Linked DNA regions of Homo sapiens: region 2 is linked to region 1. A link is a contact called in ENCODE Hi-C or POLR2A ChIA-PET data. All regions are on one chromosome and are shown on one strand. The core of a region is the stretch at or near the end of the contact, and the rest is flanking DNA. Distances in the headings are between cores, read along the strand shown. Region 1 holds the start of LINC02611 (long intergenic non-protein coding RNA 2611). Region 2 holds the start of TXNDC9 (thioredoxin domain containing 9).

Region 1 (5,648 bases), core at 1,497-3,996:
TAGGGTTTCAACATTTGAATCTTGGAGGGACAGAATTCAGCCCGTAACAGATGGTGAGGGGGACAAGCTCCTTCTGCCACTTGCAGAGAATATCAAGATCACATGCACCTGCCAGAAATTCCCCGGGAGAAGGGTTCATCCTTCCACCCCGGAGGATTTCCAGGCCCCGGGTGCCCTGCAGGGCAGAGGCACAGCCGTGGGCTCACTGCTGGCCACTCCAAGATGCCTGGGTGCCTGGGCCAGGTTCAGGTTTATTTGAACAGGAGACCCGGAAGGGAGCAGAGGCTCTTTCTCTGCTCTGCAGTTATGAAACATACTTAGGGGAAAATCAAACTCCATGCTAATTTAATAGTTATTAATAATTGATAACACCCATTCCTCGAGGATTGTTTGCACAGTGCTTGGAGGCCTGAGAATTGGTGATAATGAAATTTTAGCATAAGATAAAATTGGGTTAAGGGTTTTTCTGCCTCTGTTTAAAATGTTCCTGTATAAAATATTCATTTTAGGTTATAAACTAATAAACAAATATGTCCCCCATATGCTCCCATGTGTGAAAATCTAACGTGATAATGAAAGTAAAAATAGTAATAAACAAATGATAGGAAAATGATCATTTGCTACACAATGAATAAATTATTAGAGTAATAGATTAACATGAAGAACAGGTACAGGGTGGGAAGGGGAAGGGCTTGGCATCTACGGCCCGCTCTGTGGTTTGTGTGGACATGTGACTCGGTGCCAGCAGCTCTTTCCTTTGTCCTTCCAGCAGGTGTTATTAAGCAGGGATGACTTGACAGTTGCCGGGCTGGTCTCACCAGAACCAGGCAGATGCGCTTCGCCCGCGTTCCTGACTCCCCCTCCTTCCCGTCTCTTCTCTTTTCAAATGACGCCATTTATGCAAGAGGGGGCAAAAGGTGAAATGCAAACCCTTTGAGTTAGCCCTGATAAAATCTCCTCATTTCAAATCCTGCTGGCAAAGCCGCCTGCAGCCTCCCTCCGCGCCCCTCTGGTCGCTTGTTCTTCTACCCAATCCCTAGGGATCATGCCCATCAGGGTTCATCCTAGAGCTCCTGCTCTTCTCTACAGCACATTCTCATAGCCTTGGAAAATGCCTCTACTGACAACTCCCAACTTATATTCCACGCCAAGACCTTCCTCGGAGCCCCAGCCTCACACATGCCCACGCCCCTGCCCCCCGCCCCCCCCCCCCACCCCCGCCCCGAGGTCTTCTTGACATCTCTGCTTGGTGACGTGCAGGCTTCTCAATCTCCCTGCTCCTCCCTCCGCCTCAGTAAATGCTGGCCCAGGCTGCTCGCTTGCTCAAGACACAACCCCAAGAGGCGTCCTTGATGCTTCCTTTTCCCTCACTCCCCATATCCAACCCATCCATGAGTTCTTTCGGTTCCACCTTAAAAATACCCCTAGGGGCCGGGCGCGGTGGCTCACGCCTGTCATCCCAGCACTCTGGGAGGCCGAGGTGGGCGGATCATGAGGTCAGGAGATCGAGACCATCCTGGCTAACACGGTGAAACCCCATCTCTACCAAACACACACACACACACACACACACACACACACACACACACACACACGAAATTAGCCGGGCGTGGTGGTGGGCGCCTGTAGTCCCAGCTACTCAGGAGGCTGAGGCAGGAGAATGATGTGAACCTGGGAGGCGGAGCTTGCAGTGAGCCAGGATCGCGCCACCGCACTCCAGCCTGGGTGACAGAGCAAGACTCCGTCTCAAAAAAAAAAAAAAAAAAATACCCCTGGGGTCTGCCCACTTCCGTCCATCTTCCCGGTCATCACATGGGTCCTGTCACTGTCACCTCTGGCTGAGATTTGTGCAGTAGCCTCCCAGTGGATCTCCCACTGTCACTTTGCCTGCCCAACCAGCAGATAGAGTGATTTAGAAAGAATAAGTAGATCATGTAACGCCACTCCCAACCCCAGTCTGCACAAAGCTTTTCAGTGAGTTCCTGTCGCACTTAGAATAACACCCACGCTTCTTACTGCACAGAGACCCCGACTGAGCCGCCCCACCTGTCTGTGCAGCCCTGTCTTGACCTGTTCTTCCCTCTCCTATGACATTTCTGGCTGGATTGATCTCTAACGATCCCCTAGGACTTTATTTAATACTCTAAGTGAGATCTGGATCAGGCACCTCAGCATTACCTGGAGCTTGTTAGAAATCTCAAGCCCTCTCCAGACCTACTGAATCAGGAATCAGGATTTCAGCAAGATCCCTGGGTGATTCAAATGCAAATTAAGGCTTGAGAAGCTCTGCTGCAGCTCAGAGCACAGCAGGCCCTTTCCACCCCAGGGCCTTTGCACATGCTCCTCTTTCCCCGGTTCCTCATACAGCTTGCTCCTAGGATACCTCTGGAAATGGATGTGATGAACCATGGCTGCTTCTGGGGAGAGAAACAGGGAAGCTGGCATTGGGGATGGGAGGGAGAATTACCTTTTATTGTGTACTCTCATTCATCTTCAAACAAACAAGCCATTTTAACAGCTGTTTTTCAGCCTTCAGTTCTATTTACAGCCACTATGAAAAGTAACCTCCCTTCCTTCCTTGGTGTCACAGTGTCCTTTGTTTCCTCCATGGTGTTCATCGTAATTTGGTGATCGTGATGTTTCTTCGCTGATGTCTCACTTCTGCCATCAGCATGCAGGAAGTGAAGATGTTGTCTTGTTCACCCCCCTGCATCCACCAGCTTTAGATCCATGCTGCACACAGGAAGCTCTGAAATGCTGACAAAATGAGCTTCTCTGAAATCTTACATTCAGATGCTCCTCCCTGCCCCTTCCGTCCCTCCATGCAGTGCACCTACTAATTTGCTCCCACGACTCCTGTTTCATACCCGCGAGGGGCTCGTGTCCTGATGGCTCTGCTCTTATCTTCCAGCCTCCTTGGTTTGCATCTGTTCTGTGCTGCTTTCTTCTCTGGCTTCCACACACAGAGCAGTTGGCCTCACCTCAGTGTAACTGAGAGAAATGAAAGTCATCAGAGGCAACGCGCTCACTTCCCTGCCACAAAGCCCGCAAACCTGTCCACGTTTGCTGCTGTCTTTTTCTCCCTTCCATTTGCTAACGTGCCACTGCTCTCTTACTGAAAGTGCTCTGATCTCACTCCTCCAGTGGTGCTGGTAAACGTTTCACAACTGACTCTCTGGGAATAAAAAGGTCTGATTTGAGGAATTTGCTGGTTTCTGTGGTGTAAATACTCCCATCACAGCCAATTTCAAGCCACCAGTGAGATAACACGACACGCAGAGTTGGAAGAGATGCATAGACGTGAGTAATCACTCACATATAGCATTCTCACCACAGGGACACAATGGATGGACATTATCTCAGGGGAATAGCTATTGGTAGAAGGTAACAAACTAGGAAGAGATGAGTTTTCAGTATTTATTGCTTTGTCTCTATGTAACCTATTTAACTGTAAGTTTTCATCATTTAATTTTTAACACTGGCTGTGTTTGGCGCCTGGCTCAGAAAATTCCTGCAGATTTCACAGTCGGCTCTCCCGCCTGTGGTCGTGCCTTGCAGCCACTTTTCCACCCCTACACATTTCTCAATCACCACAGTCTGGCTTCCGCCCCACATGCCGAGGAACCTCTCCCACCTCCTTGTTGCTGACTTCCCTCTTACCTTCCTGGATCCCCAGGGGTACGGGACTCTGGGACAACCTACTCCTCCAGCTTCCACAGCCCTGCAGAGCCCGGCTTCTGCCTCTCCTCTGTCCATATGCTCCTGCTCTCTGTCCTTCCTCAATTCCTCTCCTTGATCCATCCCTTAGGGTTTCTGGCCTCAGCCCTGCCTCCCTTTGAGCTCTCTCTTGGCAACTTCAGCCGTCTCCCCGCCCAATGAACCTCTTCTCTCTGTGGGTGACACTCCATTCTCTATCCCCAGTCCCCTCCCAGGCTTTGGCCCACAGCAGGCCCTCACGGTGCATCATGACTTCAGTGAACACATGAAGGAACGGGTTGCTGAAACTATCCCTTGTCCCCTTCTCACTGGCCCCCAGTCCATCCTCCACATTTATCCAAAACCCATCTTTCTCAAATGCAAGTCTTAAGCACCACTTTTGAGCCTCTGGGAGACTGCTGCAGTGGCTCAGGGAGGCTGGGCTGGGGCCAGGCTGGGGCCAGGCTGGTGAGAGCAGAGGTGCACAGACCTGGATACATTTGTGGTGGCTTGTGGAGCGGAACCCACAGACAAGGGCACGCACCGAATGTGGAGGGTGTGTGGTGATTCCCAGGTGCCTGGCACAGGCATCCAGGCGGAGACAAAGCATTCACTGACACAGGGACTTTGAATCATTTCTGTTCTAACTTCTGACACCAAGTGTGTGGGTTTTTACCTCACACTAACCAGTTCTCCAGCTCTCCCGACACCAACTGGTTGTCCTACGATTCAATTCAGTTTTGACACCATCCATCAGCCTCAGGTCCTACAGGTTAAGAGCTCTGTCCTGCAAGGCTGCCCCCACTTCAGAGGCCAGTTGCAAGGCCTAGGCCTCCCAGACGTCTGACCAATGGACTACAAACTGGTGGTTCCCACAAACTGCTCCTCAGGTTTAGAACAGCTCACAGAACTCAGGAAAACATTTTACTTACACATACTGGTTTATGATTAGGATGTAACTCAGGGGCAGCAGAGAAGGACTGCCCTGGGCAAGGCATCGGGGTGACTGTTGCGGAGTGTCCAGGCTCTCTCTGGATGCGCCACCATCCCAGCACCTCCCTGTGCTCACCAGCCCGGAAGCTCTCCAGCCCTGTCCCTGAAGAGTTTTGTGGAGGTCACATCCCTTAGGCATGGTAGATTAAAACACTGGGCATTGGTATGTACCTCAACCTCCAGTCCTTCTCATCTCCTTGGAAGGGAGACGGGGGAGCTGAAAGTGCTAACCCTGTAGTCACGAGGTTGGTTCCTGTGGCAACCACTCCCACCTGAGGCTCTCTAGGAGCTCACTATAAACTCAGGTATGGTTAGAAGGGGCTCATCTTGAATAACAAAAGACATTCCTCTCACCCTCATCTCTTAGGAAATCCCAAGGCTTTTAGAGTTCTCGTGCCAGAACCAGGGTGGAGAATCAAATGTATCTCTTATGACAATGACACAGGGACTGTCATAGGAAGAGCAGATTTGTGTGCAGGGGAGGTGTCTAGATGTACAGGTGCCTACTGGACTTCCAGAGACCAGGGGAGGCACATGGCGTTCAGAACAGAGGTCTGGGAGGAAATAAAGGTGGGAGTTGTTAGCATACAGATGATAGCAATGTCACATAGATGAAAACAAAAATTTTCAGCAAGTTTTCATGGATTTTAGAATAAATTCTAAATGCCTAAGCATGGTCTCCAACAATGCCCCCGCCCCTCAGCTTGCCCTTGCTCTTGGTTTGGGTCTCAGCGCCGGCTCCCCTCCTCCACCCTCCCTTGCCCCTCCCCTTCATCCACTTCCTGCAAGATGGTGGATGCCATACCTGCCTTGGGTGGTTCGGGCTTCAATACTGAAATACCATAGACTGTGTGGCCTATAAACAACATGCTTATTTTTCACACTTCTGGAGGTCTGGAAGTTCATGATTAAGGGGCAGATTTAGTGTCTGGTGAGGGCCCAATTTCTGGTTCATAGAT
Region 2 (6,315 bases), core at 3,139-5,638, 560 kb after region 1:
GTATTGAACTCCCGACCTCAGGTTGTCCGCTCACCTTGGACTCCCAAAGTGTTGGGATTACAGATGTGAACCACCATGCCCGGTCAAAACTCCCTATTTCTTCAGAAAAGTTAAGCCTCATGTTTAAGTCACAGTCAACTGAAAAGGAACCAGAGTTGGTGATAAAGTATTTCCATGTAACCCAGTGGAAAAAATGTTTTAATCAAAATTCAATTTGGCCAGGTGCGGTAGCTCACGCTTGTAATCCCATCACTTTGGCAGGCTAAGGTGGGCGGATCACTTGAGGTCAGAAGTTCAAGGGCAGCCTAGCCAACATGGCGAAACCCCATCTCTACTAAAAATACAAAACTTAGCCAGGCATGGTGGTGTGCGCCTGTAGTCCCAGCTACTCGGGTGGCTGAGGCAGAATAATTGCTTGAAGCCGGGAAGCGGAGGTTGCAGTGAGTTGAGATGACACCACTGTACTCCAGCCAGGGTGTCACAGCGAGACTCCATCTCAAAAAGCAGAAAAAAAAATTTCAATTTACAGAATTTAATCCACTGGTTTCAGTCAGAGTTTACAACTCTGCGTTTATTCTACACAAACATTCTAAGAGGCAACAACGATAGAGCTGTGGCCACCTTTGTTACAAAGCATGCATTCTTTTGAATATGCCACATAATTATTTCATTGGAAATGCCTGAAATACATTTTTCAACATAAATTGACTTAATTGCTCTTATCTCATCTGTCTTATCTCGTTTGCTTTGAAAATAGCTAAATCGGCTTTAATATTACCTGAAATGGAAACCAATGACTCCCTAGCCCTCCATTCAACCAAACAAATCCAAGCTCAGAAAAACGATCTTGGGCAGATCTTTCTTTTACTCGACTGTGGATTAATATAGAGATTGGGCTAATTTTGAATGTCTTTAAAACATATTTTTTTCTGGGCAAATTTTTAACAGTAATAGGTATTCTGAATTTTAAAAACCCTAAACACAAAGAACGAAATGTAACTACTACAGCACATGTATATATAAGTTGTTAGGCGCATACTGTTATAGCAATTTCAGAAAGCAGGGCAGAGAGGTTACTTGTTTCTGCTGTTGAGCTTTCCTTAGTGCCTGGAGTCTCTTTTCTTTAAGGCGTTCCAATTCATCCTCATCCATCTGATCCAGTTTTTGAATTTCAGAATCCAAATGTTCTTCCACCAGTTTGGTAGTCTGAAGCAGCTGATGCTCCAGGACTTTGGAAAACATGTCAACAGATGCATCAGCTTCCATTCTTCCAAATGGTACAGAGTTCAGCCTGGGTGCTGGGGAGAAGATTTACAAAATACATTTTAAAAAATGCAAACAATAAGCAAGGTTTTCTCTACCATTTTCAAAAATTCTGGCAAGTGTATAATGTGTACTCTATGGAGTATTCTAACGACATCCAAGCACTTGATGCTGGGCTTAACAATTTTTATGTGTTTTTAAATTTAATTCTCAGTAGGTTCTAGTCACACCACTCAAAAACTACTTACAGCAAATTTAGGGTGCTTCTGATTTAGCATATGTTTTACTATACTAAAGCCAAGACAAGTCTTTAAGACCATCACCAAACCACAGAGAAATGAGTTGTGAAGTTATACCTAGTGATATATACTGACAATCAGTGTTCTTTACCAATGGGAAAGAGAAATCAGAAACAACTGCGAACAATAGGAAGGTATACCTACTGAGGTTTTACACATAAATATATATATTAAACTTTACTTAAACACAGAGTACAGTTGAGCAAAACACAGATTTTTTTCATGGCTGCTGCCCAAATGAGTTTCATTTAACTCCTAAGACGTCTCATTACCATTTATGTAAAGAAGAGTGCCTGGTGTTCCCTGAGCATTAATGTCCATTCCTGTTCTCCCATTACCTAACAAAAAAGTCTATGAGGTCACAAAAATTAATACTGGTTTCCATTTACTGACAGTGTTAACTTTGATGTAAAACACTCCAAATACTTTTCTAAATTTTGGGTTTTTTTCCAACATCACTCCTCTGTGTAAAATCAGAGTTTCAAAATAGAACTAATTCAGATTAGAAAGGAAGACCTATCTCAATTAGTCATGCATCACTTAACAATGGGAATATATTCTAGGCTGGGTGCTATGGCTCACGCCTGTAATCCCAGCACTTTGGGAGGCCAAGGTGGGCAGATCACTTGAGTTCAGATGTTTGAGACCAGCCTGGGAAACATGATGGAACCCTGTCTCTACTAAAAATAGAAAAATTGGCCAGGCCCGGTGGTGTGTGCCTGTAGTCCCCGCTACTAGGGAGGCTGAAGTGGGAGGAGGATACCTTGAGCCCAGGAGGCAGAGGTTGCAGTGGGCTGAGAACGCACCACTTGCACCCCACCCTGGGCAACAGAGCCAGACCCTGTCTCAAAAACCAAAAACCAAAAACCCACAAAACAATGAGAATACATTCTGAGAAATGCATCATTAGGTGATTTTGATATTGTTTCAAACATTATAGACTATTTACACAAACCCAGATGGTACAGCCTGCTACACACCTAGGCTATGCCATACAGCCTATTACTCCTAGGCTACAAATCTGTACAGCATGTTACTGTACTGAATACTGCAGACAACTGTAACATAATGGCATTTGTGTATCTAAACATAGAAAAGGTACGATAAATACAGTATTACAATCTCATAAAACTGAAATGTCCTTATGTGGCACATGACTATATATTTTAAAAGAAATGGAGTATTTTGTACTAGCAATTAGTACAAAATTTTACTTTTTTTTTTGAGACGGAGTCTCGCTCTGTCGCCCAGGCTGGAGTGCAGTGGCGCATCTCCGCTCACTGCTAGCTCCGCCTCCTGGGTTCACGCCATTCTCCTGCCTCAGCCTCCCGAGTAGCCGGGACTACAGGCGCCCGCCACCACGCCCGGCTAATTTCTTTTTGTATTTTTAGTACAGACGGGGTTTCACCGTGTTAGCCAGGATGGCTACGATCTCCTGACCTCGTGATCCGCCCGCCTCGGCCTCCCAAAGTGCTGAGATTACAGGCGTGAGCCAGCCGCGCCCGGCCAAAATTTTACTTCTTTTAAAAGAAATGGAGTATTTTGTACGAGAAATTTTATACCAACAATTAGAGGGCAAGTTTATGTGTATCTCAGGGTTATTACTGCAGAAATGATTTATAATTTGCCTATCAAAGCAGGAGGCTGTTGCATATCAATGAACTATGATACATTTGCAAATAATACTGAAGCACCCCAAACTTCACAACAAACTGTGAATTCATTCACTCAGCTTCTGACACAGATTCTGACCCACACAGGCCCTCTATAAACGTTGAGCTGAAGAGAAATATTCTTGCAAACTTCAATTCTGATTCCTTTTTCTTTACAGGAAAAGGATTTGAAAAGCATACTTGATTTCATCTTTGTATCTCCATAGAACACAGCAGGTACTCAATAAACATGTATTTAACGTTGAATGAACACGTGCCTGACTTCTGTTCAAATTACTACACTGTTAAGTTTCAAAAGTATTTGAGTCTAAAAAACCAAATTGTAAGCTCCTCGTGAGTGCTATAAAATTGGAAAGGTGCTGTATTTCAAACACAGCAAAGATTTCCACGCTCCCTATCGCCCAAGAAAAATGTCAGTAGGACTGTGACCCTCAGTGAGGGGGCTGGAAGGAGAAGATAATAAGATACTGAATTGAACGTTGGAAGCTGTGCTCCAGGGATAAGCACAGAGAATGCCTACCCTGGAACTTTATAGAATGAGCCCAGAATTTAATTATGGGATAACTGGAAAAAGACGAGATTAAGAAGAGCTATTCTGGGTGTAGGTGTTGGTGGTCAGAGCATTGAGAATGGGGTAAAGAGACGATGCAACCCCTCGTTAGCTTTTCATTTTTCAAACCACAGCCTCTGATTCTTCCTTTTTACAGCTCCGCTGGAAGGGTGGGACGGGACACAGCGCGTCCTCAAATTCCCTAGTCATTTCCTGGACACCCTTACAGGTATCCGCCAAAACAATCAAGGGGCCTGGTCCTTAACTGAACCCCAGGTACCTCCCCAATGGCAAGCCGGCCACTCCCTGCGCCCGGGGAAACAGAGGAAAGCACAGTCCCGGTGGCCCCAACTTCGACGCCTCCTGGTGCGCTTGCGCAAGAGCCTCTGCCAGGACACCGACACCGGTGCTGGGGCCGCGCCCCTCCTCCGCTCCGGATGTGGAGCAGCAGAATGTTCACCAGCACCCGGACGTGGTGGTCGGATTCTTCTCACTACCCTCTGCCTCACCTGAGCTCTCGGTGACGCCTGAGAAGTGAAAGAGCAGCAGTTTCAAAAGACACGTCCACTCCGGCTTTTGCCTTGCAGTAGCTGCCGGCGGCTGCAAACGGGCCGTCACATCCGCCTCCTTATTGGCTGCGAACCTCGCGCGATATCACCTTGGACGCCAGAGGAAGGGGCGGGCGGTCGGGTGGCGAACAGTTCTGCGCGTGCGCCTCCCGCCCAGCAGCCCGGAACCCAAGGTGTCCGACCCTTGCTTTCCTCCGGGTACACGGCCGAACTGGAAGGCCGCAAAGCATTGTGGGAGTTGCAGTTTCTTAGTGCGCAGGCTGTCGTGGCCGGACTTTCTCAGGAGCGTGCTTCAGTATTCACGGTCCAGTGCGCCAGACTGGAAATGAGACAGCTGTGCTCTCGCTCAGCCGTGACGCTTGAACTGCGTTTCCATTCTGTTAGTGTTGAATGAACATTTTTCTTTTTTTTGTTTTCTTTTGTTAACATTTTTCCTAAAGTCGAGGCATAAACATATACAGCACAATTAACTTTTGCATAGTTAAAACCCAAAATATCACCGGCCAGATCCAGATATAGAACATTTTCCACCACCCCTGTAGGTCCCCTCTTGACTCTTCGAAACACAGGAATTTTTAGAACTCGCCCTCGCTTTGAGGGTGAAGCTGAAGACCTATGTTAGGGAATTGATCGGCTGTGTCCTGTTCTGTTTTATTCAGTGACTGTACATAATGCATAATGCATGGATGTTACTGAGAGGTCCCTATTTTGTCCTGAATTTATCTCTCTCGCAAACCCCCAGAGGACTCTATTGGTTCGTTGTGGTTCTTTACTGAACTTCGTGCGGCTGAGAATACAAAGATATAAAGGGAAGCCCAAAGCCCACTCCTGAACCGAAGCGTGCGTTCCCCGTTGGGAGAGGGGTGAGGTGGCGAAATTGACAGCTTCATTGTCCACCTCCGGGTTCTAGAACGTGGAAAACCCGCGGGTGTCGGCTCGTGGCGGACGCTTGAGGGCAGGGGGCGCTCGGGCTGCTGCCTGGTCGGCCGGTCAACCGGAGACGCTCTACCCGAAGCGCAGCTCTCGATGAGCCGCGCCCTGCGTCCTCACGCCGAGGCGGCTGGGCGATGCGCTTGCGCACTGAGAACTCACACCATATGTGTCCTGTTCCAGTGCGCGGGTCTGTGGAGAGCCGGGTGCGAGCGGCGGCAGCACGAGGGGAAAAGAGCTGAGCGGAGACCAAAGTCAGCCGGGAGACAGTGGGTCTGTGAGAGACCGAATAGAGGGGCTGGGGCCACGAGCGCCATTGACAAGCAATGGGGAAGAAACAGAAAAACAAGAGCGAAGACAGGTAGATAGGGGTTGGGTCCGTACGGCGGCGGCCGCCGTGGCTCAGTGGAGTGTGCGGGTCTCGCCGGGCGCGGCGTCGGACCGGGGTCTGGGCTCGCGATGAGCTTCGCGGGGTACCAGGCCTGGGCCCAGAGTGTGCGGAGCGGGCCCAAGCCCCCGGGCCGGGTGGGCACGTAGGGCCTCGACGGCGGGCGGGTCCTCCCAGTCGAGCCTCGCTCCCCCGGCACCCCTTCCCCGGCCTGAGGAGCGGGGTAGTCATTTGAGGGTTCCTGGTCGCGCGGGGAGGGTCAGGCGGCTTCGCCAGCGTGGCCCAGGCCAGTGTGAGTTTTTTTCCGCGCTACTCTTGGCGAGGGTGGGGAAGTTCTTTTTATGCCTCTTATACCTGTGAGTACTTTGGGAGGGAAGGGAGCTTGAATGTGATGTACGGCCGGGTTTCTCTACTCGCGGTTTCAGGTACGTTAGAGTTATGGGGAGGTGTTTAGCAGTTCGCTGTCTCTCAACTTAATCTGATTTGGATACAGTTTTCGTTTATTTAAGGGCTGATTGTCCAGCCCTCATGCTTTTCGCTTTCCTTCTTCCGGCCTGTTTTTTTTTGTCGTTTCTTTGCTCTCTAGCCTTCCCCTAAGAAAGGAAGGGAAGAAGAAGAAACCAACCAACCGAGGTCGCTCCTT

Evidence for each region. A loop is a pair of places that touch in the nucleus more often than their neighbours do. ChIA-PET counts read pairs that join two places held with the same protein, here RNA polymerase II (POLR2A). Pooled maps may share reads with other maps.
Region 2: a map of naive thymus-derived CD4-positive, alpha-beta T cell shows a loop between it and region 1 (16-fold over the local background). The contact joins the promoter of TXNDC9 here to the promoter of LINC02611 in region 1. A Hi-C loop is called at or near these places in 2 of 168 maps with a recorded cell type or tissue (both naive thymus-derived CD4-positive, alpha-beta T cell) and 10 of 50 pooled maps. POLR2A ChIA-PET finds 5 or more read pairs at or near these places in 2 of 52 experiments (CD4-positive, alpha-beta T cell and CD4-positive, alpha-beta memory T cell).

The regions. Positions count from the first base shown.
Region 1 is chr2:98,769,152-98,774,799 of GRCh38, forward strand. LINC02611 (long intergenic non-protein coding RNA 2611) reads right to left here and starts at 2,747. Exons shown (of 4, transcript NR_126337.1): 1 at 2,468-2,747. RefSeq lists enhancers at 1,088-1,588, 1,589-2,089, 4,226-4,726, 4,727-5,227, 5,533-5,648.
Region 2 is chr2:99,331,945-99,338,259 of GRCh38, forward strand. It overlaps TXNDC9 (thioredoxin domain containing 9), which reads right to left and starts at 4,389. Exons shown (of 5, transcript NM_005783.4): 1 at 4,295-4,389; 2 at 1,078-1,298. The coding sequence starts at 1,266. EIF5B (eukaryotic translation initiation factor 5B) reads left to right here and starts at 5,445. Exons shown (of 24, transcript NM_015904.4): 1 at 5,445-5,645. The coding sequence starts at 5,611. RefSeq lists enhancers at 3,874-4,103, 4,157-4,697, 4,234-4,283, 4,534-4,683, 5,044-5,093 and 5 more and a silencer at 5,714-5,873.